3 separate regions of the Homo sapiens genome follow, and regions 1 and 3 are each linked to region 2. The links are chromatin contacts, found by Hi-C or POLR2A ChIA-PET in ENCODE. All regions are on one chromosome and are shown on one strand. Each heading gives the region's core, a stretch centred on a gene start or an enhancer-like site at or near the end of the contact. The rest is flanking DNA. Distances are from core to core; before and after follow the strand shown. Region 1 overlaps TANK-AS1 (TANK antisense RNA 1). Region 2 has its middle 210 kb from the start of RBMS1. Region 3 has its middle 97 kb from the start of TANK-AS1.

Region 1 (3,122 bases), core at 347-2,846, 400 kb after region 2:
AGATAAAAGTTGCATAGTTAGGGAAGGTCAAAATTTAAGCCTGCCTTCACATAAAGTTTAACATTTTCATTCCTTGCCTTATGCCTTACCATAGCCTAGGGAATTAACAGGAAACTAAGGCCTAAGGCAATTAGGTACCACCATCTGTAAATCACCCAGAAAATGATTGAGAGTATAGTATCAAAAGACTGACAAGAAGTAAACTCTCATGATGAGAATTTACAGCATTCCAGAAAAAAAAAAAAAAAGCAGTGAAGCCAGATGTCAAAATATGTATTTAGTGACTCATAAAATTTCATTGCCCCAGAGTGAAAAAAAGAAATATCACAGTTAGGCAACATTTTCAGCAGATGCCCCTAAAATACTTCTAACTTTAAAATAGTTCTTCAAATCTTCTTGAAGTGCTTCCTATTCATTTATAGTTCTCTTATTTTATTGATGTCTTTCTTACCACTGTCCTACAGGATTAGGAGTGAATCCAGGAGCAGAAGAAATTGAGAAAAACTGAATGTCAGGTTCACTATGCCCTGCTTAGCCTCATCCAACTCAAACTTGCTATCCATGTAGTCAGATGGGGTAAGCTGGGGGATAAAATGAGAAATAGAAATGGATCCATTTTAATCATATTCCTCTCCTCTACCTTTGTGAAAAGCAGTCTACAAGATACCCCTCTTACATTTAATGTTTTAACATTATTTTTAAAATCTCAAAAGGAAAATAACACTGAGTATTTCACACAGGAGAAACTGAAGAAAACTCCAGGCATGAAGACTTTATACTCAAGTAAAAGAGGAGAACAAAGGCCAAATCTGTCCACAGTGACATTTTGTTAGCTGGCGTGCCTTTCAACAGAGTTTCATTCTCCAGTTTGCCACAATCCCCATCACTACTTATATTGTATAAGCCGCTTCACACTTCACATTCACCTTACCTATTAGTTCCTGTATGCATTGCAGACTTTGACCCCTGCAAGTGAAGATTTATCTTCATCTACTTTTACACACTCAGCTTTGGCAGAGGTCTTTAAAGTCCATCTTCTAGAACAACCGTCCATTTGATAATTAGATTCTCTAATACATTTCTGGCTAGCTTTTTGCACGTCAGAAACACCAGAAGAACTAAAAATAATAATAAAATAAAAAAATAAAAAAAAATGCCTGAGCCCCATCCCTGACCTACTGAATTAAAATATTGAAGGATGCAGGGGGAGGGGGTTGGGGAGAGTTCTAAGTATCTATGCAGGTGAATCTGATGAGCAGCTAGGGGTTACAAACTATTTATTATATCTAATCATGAAGAACTCACAGTTTTTAGATAACAATGTAAGAAAGTTCTTTCCTCAGGCAAGTCTTAGTGCTCAGACTAGAGATAGAGAAGAGTTACCTGCCTCTCAGCCCTGGGGTGGTTTGACAGTATATCAGAGAGCCTTGTCAAAACTCAGAGGGGTTTGTTATAGAAACGAGCCTTCACTTCTTTCACTGCCTGCCATATGTTTCATTCCCTGCTGGCTCGATTCTGAGAACATTTTCCATATCTATGTCCATGTGAAAGCTAAAGCTACCTATTCGGGTGTTGCAGCTGTCACCAACAATATCCTGGTGATGGGATGAAATAGATTTTGCTTCAGAAACTATGAAAAGAAAGTCGGTGTGCAGAAATGACACATTATGAAACGATGAAGTATAACATCTGGCTCAGAAGTGAGTCAGACAGGTGCCATTAATGAGACAAACAGGAAGCTTCTTTATTAAAAGCAAAGTTAAATTTTGAGGCTATTTTGGACTCTCTCTATATACAGGTCTATTAACCAATTCAGTTGAAATAGCTTTACAGTGGATTTGACCAGATGTTTGGCTGCATTAGCTGAAATCACTGGTTATTATAATATAGCAAAGATTCATCCCACATAATTGCCCACAGGAATTTAATAGCCATAGGTTAAAAAATACATCATTATCGGGCCGGGCGCAGTGGCTCATGCCTGTAATCCCAGCACTTTGGGAGGCCGAGACGGGTGGATCATGAGGTCAGGAGTTCAAGACCAGCCTGGCCAAGATGCTGAAACCCCATCTCTACTAAAAATACAAAAATTAGCTGGTCATGGTGGCACACACCTGTAATCCCAGCTACTCGGGAGGCTGAGGCAGAAGAATCACTTGCACCCGGGAGGCAGAGGTTGAAGTGAGTCAAGATCATGCCACTGCACTCCAGCCTGGGCGACAGAGCAAGACTCTGTCTCAAAAAAAAATCATTATTATACCAGGTCAAAATTGTACAACAGTTTACACCTTTCAAAGCACTCGCTCACAAATAATCTCATGGAAACTTTAAAGAAACCCTTTTGTCAGGTGATAATAAACCCATATAACAAATGAAGAAACAGAGACTCCTGTCCCATGACTTGCCCAAACTTATTCAAGTAGGATCACAGCTGCACAGACCCCACATTCTCCAAACCTAAGGTCAAGGCTCAAGCTCTGAGGATCTTCAGGATTTTAAACTACAAGAGGAAGCTTTAAGAAACAAACAAACAGAAACCTTAACCAATATAAACCTAACCACGATTCTGGAAAACCAGGGGCTGAACAGGAAGAAATGTAGGAAAGAAAAATGTGAGAAACATCTAGCCCTGGATGCCAAGGCTGCAGACTTGCTAGTTTTCAGACTGAATCCTAACATACTGCTGGTACATACACATCTGCAAGCTATTCCCAGGCCCATCAACAGCTCCCTATCAAAGTCACAGGTGTAGGGTAGAAAACAGCAGAATGAAACCACCTTATGGTTGTGCAGCACTTTAATCATCTACACAAAAGAGATAAGACACATTTCCCTGCCACATAAATATTGGCTAAGGAACACTGAGGCACAGGAATATTTTGAGAAGGAACATATGAAATGTAGCTGAAAGGGCTTTCTGAACATCAGCCCCCACGGTGCTTCCTGACAGTCAATCATGATAGGGGATGGAACCGAGAGGTTCAAAATAGGTATTCTACTCAGTAAAATAATAATAATAATAATAATAACTTTGAAAACATAGTGCAAAATGCATTATTTGATTCTGCCATATTTGGTTCAGCATGCAAAGTTAAATCATGGTAAAATGAGGAAGAATATCT
Region 2 (3,218 bases), core at 79-2,578:
TCCTTTACTTGAACTCACTCGTGGAGTATCTCTCAGACTGTGTTCTCTAAGTCCATGGAAAAACACAAAAATAACTTTCATTCTTCCTACTTTAGTCTATGATAAGCAACATACAAATATTACTTGCAGAATTAAACTTCATAGAATCTCAGTAATTATTTGCAAGTAAATAACTAGTTTTTTTGAGGTGGAGTTTTTCACTCTTGTTGCCCAAGCTGGAGTGCAATGTCGTGATCTTAGCTCACTGCAACCTCTGCCTCCTAGGTTTAAGCAATTCTCCTGCCTCAGCCTCCAGAGTAGCTGGGATTACAGGCGCATGCCACCATGCTCAGCTAATTTTTTTTTCTATATTTTTAGCAGAAATGGGCTTTCACCATGTTAGCCAGGTGGGTCTCGAACTCCTGACCTCAGGTGATCTGCCTGCCTCAGTCTCCCAAAGTGCTGGGATTACAGGCGTGAGCCACCGTGCCGGGCCAATAACTAGTTTTAATTCTATTTGCAATAAAGTAAAAATAATTTAAAGGTCATTTTCATCTTTATTCAAGTCTTTAGGTTTACTTTGTTTTTTAAATCAACTTCCAAGCAACATTTAAATATTATTTTCTTTAACTTAAACCAATTTTTACCCTGCTTTCATTTGCTTAGATGCGACATAAGCCCCAGTTTTCTACTGTTTTGTTTTTGTTTTTGGATGAAATCTTAGTTGTTTAATGAACTTCAATATTTATATTTAGTTAAAACTCTGCTATCATTTATAACCAGATGAGACAGCCATGGAAAGATAAATTGATAATTTATGCCTCTTGCATTAGGGAAACAGTTCTTGTATTTACAATATGCTGAGCACAGCAATTCCCTGCCTAGCCTCCTAATATTTGTGTACATTTTTATGGAGGAGTGTGACTTTCAAATTAAAAATGATTTGTTGCAAGAATATTGACTAGGAAATGCATCCTGAGAGAAGACAGCAGAGAAGAAGTAATGAGATTTTTTTGCTACCCCTAGCCCTGGGCTATTCAATAATTTTTCTTCTTTAAAGCTAAGAGGAAGAAAGAGAGCCTCAAACTGAGTGGCAGATGTTAAGTCAGGAAATGGGAAACTCCGCCTTCGCAAGAGCTTGAGTCGTCTCCGTGACCTCTGTGGCCTCGTTGAAAGGCTTTCTCTGAATTGAATGACAACACGGAGGCTGAGGGTAAGATTGCAAATCAGAGAACGTGGGTATGAATGGGAAGCTTTGACCCCTGCCCCTTGGGTGGTAGTTCAGACCTGGGTTAGGGTGAGGTGTGGAATTGCACTTCCAGATTGCAGCCCTGCCAGGAAGGTTTTTGCAATGCTGGGTGGTCTGGTAGGGTTTGAGGTCCCCCCACCAAGAGAAGAACCTAAGAAACTTTGCCTGCTCTTACCCTGGTTTCTGCTTGGCATCTCTACTTCTATGTTTCAGTTCTTCTTTCAGTACATCCAAATTGGCATCCGGGACTTGAGCACCATATGGCCCAGATGTTTTCTAGAATCACTGTGGGCATGCAAACAGAGACCACTGCCAGGGAGCCACTCCTACCTCATACTTCAGAGCATTTACACAATGATGTGGCTCAGAACAGATATAAGGCCCCTGCAGAAAGAGGACACCAACTGGTATGAACATGAGAGGGACAAAGAAAACAGTTCTGAACACGGTCTTTTAAGGTGGGGCTTTTTATGCCATTTTTTGTTTAAGTATTGCAAAAATTAACAAAACAGAACTGTAATGATTTAAACTTTTTAGCGGGAAATTCAAGAAATGTTTTGTTTTTATGTATTTTTTTTAAAGATGAGAGTTACCAAATCTAAACAACTTTTAAAATCTTCTTTAATAAAGTTGGTCCATTTTTCTCAAAACCTGCATCTTTGACAATTTATCATACATTGAGCTCTTCTCTCTCTCTTTACTGCATTTATCCAATTCATTTGATCTCTTCTTCCCTTATCGTTGCTTGTTAGCCAGGTAACCCTGGGAATATGTGCCTTTTAGCAACTTTCTGTGCACTTCCTTGTGTGTAACCTGCTGCCAAGCAGACAAAAATTATATTTATCACATTGGGGCAGGTTTTCACTACTGATAAGTATCAGCTGTCTAGAGAGCAGGTATGGAGAAGTTATAGGAGCAGCCTACGGAGACCAAAAACACACGGAGAAACAAGGGCTGCTAAACGGACATTTCCCTCAGAGGGACCAGCATGTGTTCCCAGCCAAGATGAAGAAGACACAGAGGGTGGGGGGAACTCTAAGAAAGAAAGGGGTTTTCAAGGGAGGGTGAGGGAGAAAAGGAGACAAAGTTAGCAGAGAAGGGAAATACTTTAGGTCTCAGAATGTGGCATCATAATTTTATCTGAAGTGATTGGGCTTAGAACAATAACACTGGCAAAGCCATCAGCTACTAGGAGGTTTCTTGAGGGATAACAAATCCTTTTGCTTTGATCAGGTTCTGTTGATTTTGGAAAGGGGGTGAAGTACGTTCTCACCCGGCGGGATGGGGTTTACTCCAGGGAGGCCCTTGATCACTTACTGGTATGCGTTTATCAGAATCATTGTCATCATTGTCATCATTTTCACCTTGTTTATTTGTCCATCACTAGGGATATAATACCCAGCATCATTCCTTTGTGTGTGTATTTATGTGTGTATGCAGAAGAAGCATTGATAGACTGGAAAAAAGAGATGAGAGGGCTCAGGAGGTTGAAAAAGCAATGAAGTAGGCACAGTTAGTGATGAGACACTGGGATGAAAGTACTTCAGATTTCAAAGGGTACAATTTCTTGTGATGTCCCCTTTTGGGGTGTAGCCAGGGCAATGCGAAAGCAAGAGTGGAGGAAAGACAAAAATTATTGAGAATCAGCTGGTAAAAAAGCTTCAAGATGGCTATTAGTATATCTTCTTTGGAGAAATATTTATCAAGTCCTTTGCTAATTTTTAAATTGGGCCATTTGCATTTTTATTATTGAACTGTAAGAGTTCTTTTTATATATTCTGGATACTAGACCCTTATCTGATTTGCATATTAGTTTATCCTGTTCTGTGGGTTGCCATTTCACTTTCTTAAAAGTATCCTTTCATGTACAAAAGTTTTAAATTTTAAACAAGTTCAATTTACCCATTTTATTTTTTGTTTCTTATGCTTTCAGTGTCATATCTAAGAAGGCTTTACCTCATCCATGGTCATGAAGATGTACTCCCATACT
Region 3 (3,277 bases), core at 577-3,076, 360 kb after region 2:
AGAGGAAGCTACGGCTCATATTTCAAGGACTTGCAGCTGGAAGAAGACATCCACTGTTTTCCACCCTTTTCCCCAGCAGAAACCATCTCTATCCACCTCCCAGACCCTATTTATTGTATTTATTATCTGTGATGCACTTCACACACTATATGTAGTAGAGTTCCCTAAGATTCCCTTTAATTCATTGTTTCAATAACACATTTATTGAGCACTTATTATGACAAATCAATATATTAAAATGTTTCTCTTCACATGTGGTTTTGTGGAACACACACAAAATATGAAAGACCTGTTATCTGAATATTCTCATCTCTGGGCCATAAGAACTCAAACAGCCAAAAGAGCAATCAACGATTCCTTGTTCACTACTCACTTGCAAAATCTGTTTTAGAAATGAAACAGGATAATCTATCCAGCTGATAATCTAAAGTGAGTTATGTACCTTTTAGCAAAGTCTGGCCCAATGTCCCCCTTCTTATATTTCTTGGCTTTGGTTGGTTTTGTTTGTTTCTTGTGGGTTTTTTTTTTTTTTTTTTTTTTTGCCATTTTCTTTTCTCCTTTAAAATAACAGACATGGTAATTCATTTGTGATGCACTGAGAATCTTAATCTGGCACCAGCATTACTGGTAAGTTGCTTCCTTTCAGCATGAGATAGGACAGCTTACACTTGCTACAATGTATAAGACAGCCATTTTCATGCTTATACACAATAACAAGCTAAAGCTCACATTTTTTAACGTAACATCTGTGTTGCTTTCTCAGAAAAACAAGTAAAAACATGATGGTTTATTTTGGATGTGGAGGAGAAAGAATTCCAACAAACCACCATAGCAAAACACCCCAGTTAGCTTAAATGTTTTGGAGGATTTGGGGTGGGGAGAGGGGAGTACAGAAGAGAAATAATTACCTGTTTATTATCTCAGAGTCAAATTATAACAATTCACTAACTGAATCCAAGAATCACTGAATTCTAATTGACCTAGGATGCTGGGCAATGAAAAAAGGCTGGGACTGCTAAATTCAATGTTATGAGAGTATATCGTAATTTGTCATATTGTCCTTTTTCTTCCTTAATTTTCTAATAAGAACCCCTCTAGTTGAGCAATTTCTTTAGGGCCACTTAATGTTCTCATATAGGGGGCTTGGCTGTTGCAGAGTTTCTTGGTCAATGGGAGACTGATTGTACAAGCCAGCCCCAGAAGTCTGGACCTCCCTTGCTCTGCACTCATTTACCATGTGGTGTTACACAAGCGAAAGAGCAGCCAAGTCTCTCATTTAGAGCTAACTTTCATAGCCAAACAAAAGACAAATCTCCTATTAATCAAGAGCTGCACAGTCTTTGAGTTGAAGATGGTAACAGCTGTGCCAATACAAAGGAAAATATTTTCTGCATTATCTGCTTAATGTAAAGGCTGTGTAACATCTGTGCACAGGGCCGATTGCTAGAGTGCACTGCATTTTTAGCAAGGCAGCCAGAACTTCCAACAGGAATATGCCATTCAACCGGCAAATGCAGCAGAGCTCTTACATCATCTCGAATTTTCCCAAGAAGCTGACATTTTCAAATATGTAAGAGGCGCACCTTCAGCCCTTTCTACTTGTCACTTTTGATGTTTTGATTCTGGCTGCAAAAATCACAATTGCTATGATCTCCCTTCACTTTGGCTTGCCTGTTCTCAGCATTACTAGCTTTAAGGCTGCCAGACAGAAAGCTGTTGACTTTCCCTCTGAGACAGACAATGGCTTAACATGTAATCACTGGCCCCTCTTCTTCCCAACTCGATGTTTATTGCTAGCCTGTTGGCACACCCCCCAGACTGACTGTACCGGTTCTTAGTCTGAAAAGCATTCATCAGTCTTCACATTTCCAAGAGAAATGCCCCCTCTTGTGGTGTTTGCTGAATACTGCAGTCCTCGCTTCCAGCAAGAGAGCTGTGACACCCCACTTCCCACATAGACATGTGAGGAGACTAGGAACTCCAGTCCACCCAGTATTGAAAATTTTTAGCTTTTTGCTGTGACAGCTGAATCCTCTCTAACTGCATCAGGCTTTCAGATATAGATTGAACCGTATGAAAGTGCCAACAGTCAACCATTTTTGACCAATAAAGCAGCAATTTCATATAGTTCAATGTAAGCTAGGGAGGGAACTTCTTAGCTGAGCCCTGTGAATGGCAGCCAAGAGTGGAAATCTTTTCTACTCTAGTAACTACATTGAGGCACAATAAGGTAGAAAGGCAGTTCAGTATATTATCTCTATAATAAATAAACGTTTTTCAAGCCCTATATGCTAGACACTTTGCCAAGTTATGAACATAACCTTGTTAAGTTTCTTGTTCAATTGGCAGTTGATCATAAGGGCAAACTTAGAAATTTGGACGTTCTAGATTTGTCATTTGTTTATTAGGGACCATTGGTAAAATAAATGGCAAAATTATTTCTACCCCAGCACAAGCAGCTAGTTCTCTGAACAGTTTACTGGTCTCAATGCAAATAAATGTAAAATGGGGTGCTGTAGTTCCATCTGTAGATGTAATTATTTTGTAAGTATCCTATTTGTTTTTAATATGAGACAATAAATAGTGTGATTATGTCAAGTAATCTTTTTCAGCAATGTCAATTCATCATGCTAGCAAATTCTAAAAATAAAATTTTAATTATGTAATATTTAATATCACTGATGTCAAATGGGAACATCTGTAACCTCATATCAGAGACTCTTTATAATAAATAAATAGTTCCTAGAAATCAATAAGAAAAATCAACAACTCAGTATTGCAAAGAATGTTATTAGATGATTCACACATTTTTTAAAAAATGGTTTTAAACACAGGAAAGATGGTTGACTTCACCCAAAATTAGAGCTATGAAAACTAAACTGACATCAAAATATTATATTTACCTTTCAGCCTGGCAAAATTTAAAACTTTGTTCACACCCTCTTGGCAAAGTTATGAAGAAACAGGCACTCATAACATTTCTACTCTAAGTATAAATTGACACACTTCCTAGAAAGTACAATTTAACAAATTAACCACATCACAAATACATATACTACCAATGCAGAGCATTTCCAAGATAAATTATTTGGAGAAAAAAATAAAGGTATGGAACCATATGCATAATATGGTACTTTTTAGTTACAGCGGAGAGAGGATAACATTTTTTTTTTTTTTTGACAGAGTCTCATTCTGTCGCCCAGGCTGGAGTGCAGTTGTGCAATCTCGGCTCACTGCAACATCCACCTCCTAGGTTCAAGCGATTCTTGTGCCTCAG

The links. A loop is a pair of places that touch in the nucleus more often than their neighbours do. ChIA-PET counts read pairs that join two places held with the same protein, here RNA polymerase II (POLR2A). Pooled maps may share reads with other maps.
Region 1: a map with no recorded cell type shows a loop between it and region 2 (7-fold over the local background). The contact joins two enhancer-like sites. A Hi-C loop is called at or near these places in 2 of 37 single-sample maps with no recorded cell type and 1 of 50 pooled maps. POLR2A ChIA-PET finds 5 or more read pairs at or near these places in 1 of 52 experiments (MCF 10A).
Region 3: a loop to region 2 is called in a map of OCI-LY7, with 2.1 times the contacts of the local background. The contact joins two enhancer-like sites. A Hi-C loop is called at or near these places in 1 of 168 maps with a recorded cell type or tissue (OCI-LY7), 3 of 37 single-sample maps with no recorded cell type and 1 of 50 pooled maps.

What each region holds. Positions count from the first base shown.
Region 1 is chr2:161,102,720-161,105,841 of GRCh38, forward strand. The region is part of intron 2 of TANK-AS1 (TANK antisense RNA 1); the gene reads right to left. Among named protein-coding and RNA genes, the nearest start is that of TANK-AS1, 56 kb to the right of the region's middle. RefSeq lists a silencer at 1,746-1,815. Within about 2 kb of position 1,597, at least 2 of the 41 ENCODE cell types and tissues checked have a DNase peak (open chromatin) inside an H3K27ac peak, as active enhancers do.
Region 2 is chr2:160,702,968-160,706,185 of GRCh38, forward strand. No RefSeq gene overlaps it. Among named protein-coding and RNA genes, the nearest start is that of RBMS1, 210 kb to the left of the region's middle. Within about 2 kb of position 1,329, at least 4 of the 41 ENCODE cell types and tissues checked have a DNase peak (open chromatin) inside an H3K27ac peak, as active enhancers do.
Region 3 is chr2:161,061,990-161,065,266 of GRCh38, forward strand. No RefSeq gene overlaps it. Among named protein-coding and RNA genes, the nearest start is that of TANK-AS1, 97 kb to the right of the region's middle. Within about 2 kb of position 1,827, at least 3 of the 41 ENCODE cell types and tissues checked have a DNase peak (open chromatin) inside an H3K27ac peak, as active enhancers do.